Linked DNA regions of Homo sapiens: region 2 is linked to region 1. A link is an interaction called in ENCODE POLR2A ChIA-PET data of the cell type or tissue named here. Cell type or tissue: OCI-LY7. All regions are shown on one strand.

Region 1 (2,500 bases):
ATTGCCTGAGTTTGAAACCAGGCTTTAGCATTGACTAATTGTGTCATCTTGGGTGAATTATAAAACCTCGCTGGAGCTTGGTTTCCTCATTCTTAAAATGGGATTAATAATAGTACCTTCCTAATAGGGTTCAAAATCTAAAGAGCTATAAAGCATTTAGAATAGTGCCTGGCACATAGTGAATACTCAGCAAATGCTAATTCTAACTCCTACCCTTCTACAAATACATGTTCTCACATACAAACACTCTTGAATAAACCTGGATTTTGGAGTGAGAATTTAAGGGGTGAATGTGCCCATGTTAGGTTTGGCAGTAGCTATATCTAAGGAAAAACTTTGGTACTACTTTTCGTGTGTCCTAGTTTCTGAGAAAGGGTAAAAAGCATTTTTCTTCCAGAGTACAGTTTATGTTGCTTCTGGATTGCCTAGTAACAAAAGCCTCTCCTCATTCTTTTTCTGCTCTGATTGTTTTTACCTCAACAATTTAATTGAAAGTTAAAAAAAATTATTGAGTTCTGCCTCCCCGACCAGTTGAAGTCACTGAATCTCAATCAAAATGCTTCAGAAACCTATAAACATCATAGCCTGTTGTAACCTACTCAGAGTTATTAACTTTCTATTTTTTAAAAAATTTTTGTATGCTTGGCAACCAGGCTTTCTTTGCTATGGACATAATGAGGCTTCACCCTTAAGTCAGCCTTATAGCCTGGGGGGTCTGGTCAATCTCTTTTCAAAGGCAGTATTTCCACACTTTTAGGCCTTTGATTAAGGAAATCAAATGTGTGTTGGTAAGTTCTTCTCATGGTACAAAACCCAAAGAGGAAGACTATTATTAATCATAATCATCAGAAGGAGAGTTTACAAGTGAAGGAAGAGGAATGAACACTTTTGGATGACTAGAGTGAAGTCTCTAATTCCAACATAGCAAATTAGCTCTTCATTTTGAAAGGTGGCACTTCACTGCTGGTGAAGGGATATAGAAGTGGGGTTAGGACAGGGAGTGGGGTGCACTAGAAGGAGATGAAATACAACTTAGCAAGCCTTGCTCTAATCCTGTGAGAAGCCTCTTTGCCATGGGATCAGAAATGGGGGCATTTTCATTATTGCTAAGAGTCACCCTGAAGCCTAGCAGTGTTTTCAGTAAAACATTGCATAATTTGCTTCATGTTTCCATGAGGATGTTTTATCTTGTTTATTGAAAGAGGAAGTACAGTTGAGGACCTGTCATCATTAGGAACTAGTGAGTTTCTGCTTTTCTCTATTCCACATCTTAAATTATTTTGATATTAAAGAAATGTGACTATAGACATGAGACAGGAACTGAGCATCCTGTTTATTTCTCTAGAGGCGAAAAAAAAAAAAAAACCCAAAAACAAAAAACACAAGATACCGTTGCCGAGAAAGAAATAGAAACCACAGCTGCTGGATTCTCCTTATTGGTTTTTTTCCACCAGTCTTTCAGCTCCCTAATTCTTTATCCCTAGTTTCTACTTGTTTCAGTGCACTTTTTTCTTCATTTTCCTATTTGTCCATTTCACCTCCCAGGAGAACTCTGAGTCATAACTATCCCTCTAGTTCTCTCCCTTGTCCCCTGAGAGATGATGTGGTCTAGTGGTTACGCACCCAATTACAGAAACACGCTTCTTAACCATGTAACTGCAGGCGAGGTGCTTGCCCTTTCTATGCCTCATTTTCTCATCTGTAAAAGGAATGTAAATAGTCCTATATCATAGGGTGGTTGTAAGGATTCCATGAGAGAACACACGTAAAGCATCTGGAATCAATATTGGCTCTATTATTATATCCTCTGTCCTCACCCCTTTCCACAGATCCTGTAATACTCATTATCTATCTGGATATATATTTGGTTGCTGTGGGACACTAGCAGAATTTAAAATACACTAATATGCCCACGGGGAGGAATGAGGAAAGATTGGGGTGGTCAGTAAAAACAGCAAATCAGTCTACTTCCCTACTGCGTCGAAGAGTCATTTTCCTGCACTGACAATCCACTAGCTACTCTGAAACAAATTCCATTCTAAGTCATGTGCATTTCATGGCACTTCAATCTTGGACCTCCAGGTTGATTGATGTGGAGGAGAGGAAATGCATATCTGAATGGCTGGAATGATACTACCACCCTTTCAGGGAAGAGTTTCACTTTGCACCACCCAGCCAAGACCTCAAAGATATGTGAATAGTTACTTTGTTGGCATTATTAACCATGTTAATAATTAATTACATTTATTAGACGTTGTAAAAACTTTTTATAGTGCAGAATTTAAAATATATACAAAAATAGACAGATGCATAACATGGGCACCCACATACTTTTCACCTGTCTTCAGCAAGTATCAACTCAGGGCCAATCCTGTTTCATTTTTGTCCCTACCCACTTCTCTACTTTCCATATGATTTTGAAGCAAATCCTGGCTATCATGTCATTTTATCCATAAATATTTCAGCAAGTTTTCCTGAAACAGAATCAGCAAACTCTGGC
Region 2 (2,500 bases), 690 kb after region 1:
GAAAATATTCCAATAAAGGATCATTTGACAGCCAAAAAGTAAAATAAATTAAGGCAGAGCCAAGAATTATAAAAAGAAAAAATAATTCTTCATTTCCAACTTCTAGGTCCGCAATCCACACAAAGGTAATTATGGTGAACAATTTTGGGGATATTCTTGTAGGAAAATTGTATCCATATATTGGCTTATACAGTGTATGGATATTTTAAATTTATACTGATGTATTCATCCTGTACTGGCCATTTGCCTTTTTTCCTACCTAATTATACTATGTCGGCATACGATCTGTTTTATTCCTTTGAATGGCTGCATGGTTTTACCTTGTATGGTTGGCCGTTATTTAACCAGTTCCCTATTGGTGGACATTTAGGTTGTTTTCTGGTTTGGTGAGTAACCATTTACACTTGAGTGAGAATATCTGGAATAAACTCAAAGCGGTAGAATTGTTGGGTGAAAATGCATGTGAGTTCAGACGTTGATAGAGCTTGCTAATACCTCTACAAACCCACTCTACCAATTTAGAGCCCCCCACCCCCCGCCAAAAGTATGTTGAGTGACCTGTTTGCCCACACCAAGGTTGTTTTTTTACTCCTTTAAAATGTGGTAAGTTAAAGATGGTACCTTGGTTTGCTTTGCATTTTTATTTGTATATTGGGCATTTTTAGTTCTTTAATTGTGATCTGCCTGTTCACAAACCCTTGAAAACTGTGTCTCTGGCTCATCTGTAAGGGCTTCCTGCAGTCTTTTGGCTAGTCTGAAAGTTTTTAGTTTTTAAAAATTTGTTGTAGATTTAAGGGGTACAAGTTTCGTTACATGGATACATTATGTAGCGGTGAAATCTGAAGTCTGGGATTTTAGTATAACCATCACTACTAGGAATAGTATAAATTGGGCCCAATAGGTAATTTCTCATACCTCACTGTCCGTTGTCCCTCCACCCCAGGAATTTCAAAGATTTTAATTATTTAGCAAACTAATCTCCAGTCACCACCACTGCCCACCCCCCCCCCCCGCTTTTTTTTTTTTTTTTTTTTTTGAGAGACAGAGCCTGGCTGTGTTGCCCAGGCTAGAGTGCAGTGGTGCAGTCATAGCTTGCTGATCTTCCAAGCTCAAGTGATCCTCCTACCTTAGCCTCCTGAGTAGCTGGGACCGCAGATGTGTGCCGTCACACACGGCTAATTTTTTTATTTTTAGTAGAGACAGGTCTTGCTGTGTTGCACAGGCTAGTCTTGAACTCATGAGCTCAAGCAATCCTCCTACCTCGGCCTTGCATAGTGTTGGGATTACAGGCGTGAGCCACCGCACCCGCCCTCCACCCCCTTTTTAAAAATAGCTTCTGGGCTTTTTGCTTTCCTTTGAAAGGCCTTCTTGGCTACTCTGTGCTACTGAGATAGCCCTGCTCTGTCTATGGAGCAGTCATTCTGCTGTATATAATTTCATAAAAATAAAAAAACCAAAACAACAACAACAAAAGAAAGGCCTTCTTCATGCCAAGGTTATGGAAAAAAATTTGTTGAGGACTTCTTCAAGCTCTTTGTGGTTTTAATTTTTCATGTTTCAATCTTGGTATATCTGGAGGGGGTAAGACAGGATACCCCTTTGTTCCCCCATATGGTTTGGGAGATATCATAAATCATTTATTTCCTTTACCAATTTGAAATGACACCATTTTTAATGTAGTAAATTCCCATGTATGGGTCTGTGTGGTCTGTTTTTAAAGACAGTGCTATATAACTTAGGAAGTCTCAGACAAGTATTTCATACCTAAAATTTACATAAGATCTAACCTTTGGGAGTTTATATTTGGAAACATTGAGAATTTATTATCTTAAAGAATATAGGCATATTGTAGAGACATGTATACCAAAATCTAATTATATAATAGTGCACAGTAATATTTTATCTGTTAAAAATAAATATCCTTTCATTTCATTTCTTTGTTCTAACACAGTAAAACAGACTACTATTTAAGGAGGCATTGAGTTATGTAATACATATTTTAAAGGCTTTGATCCAAAATGGTTAAAACAGGAATTTGAGATAAATGATTGATAAAGCATTAGCTGTGAGGAAAACTGTGCTATCCACAATAGTTCTTTGGAAGATTAAAATAGCCTTAGTGTATACACTGTTTTAAATGACTTATACAAAGCTGAAGTCATTTTTGTAATTTAGCCACATGACAATGTAATTTTTATAATAGGCTTGTTTGTAAAACTTTGTATTTGGAAATGTGAAAGCCCCTCAAAATACTGGAAGCGTTTAGGAGGAACGTTTATGTTTTATAAAACCAAATAAGGCCAGTAGCTGATGCCCCGAGAGTATGGGGTATCTTTGATATCTTTCACTATTTCCTCATCCATTTCTGCCTCCACTGCCCCTCCCAGGGCAGAGCGAGCATGGTTGCACATACACTGTTGTCCGTACACTCCTGGTTGAAGTTAACAACTCTTAGGGTAAATTATTAGAAACAAAGGGTTGGAAAGATTTTTAGAGATAA

Evidence for each region. ChIA-PET counts read pairs that join two places held together with the same protein. Peaks named below come from ENCODE experiments on the same cell type or tissue, not always from the same donor. Only the 100,000 strongest peaks of a DNase experiment are listed, where the experiment ranks them.
Region 2: POLR2A ChIA-PET joins it to region 1 with 8 read pairs; 1 of 35 experiments calls an interaction of 5 or more read pairs at or near these places.

What each region holds. Positions count from the first base shown.
Region 1 is chrX:16,113,175-16,115,674 of GRCh38, forward strand. No RefSeq gene overlaps it. Among named protein-coding and RNA genes, the nearest start is that of GRPR, 9.1 kb to the right of the region's middle. In OCI-LY7, no CTCF peak of the experiment used is centred here; a DNase peak (open chromatin) is centred at 1,197; H3K4me3 peaks cover 361 bases; H3K27ac peaks cover 1,057 bases.
Region 2 is chrX:16,803,972-16,806,471 of GRCh38, forward strand. The region is part of intron 1 of TXLNG (taxilin gamma); the gene reads left to right. Among named protein-coding and RNA genes, the nearest start is that of TXLNG, 19 kb to the left of the region's middle. In OCI-LY7, no CTCF peak of the experiment used is centred here; a DNase peak (open chromatin) is centred at 1,170; H3K4me3 peaks cover 2,179 bases; H3K27ac peaks cover 2,500 bases.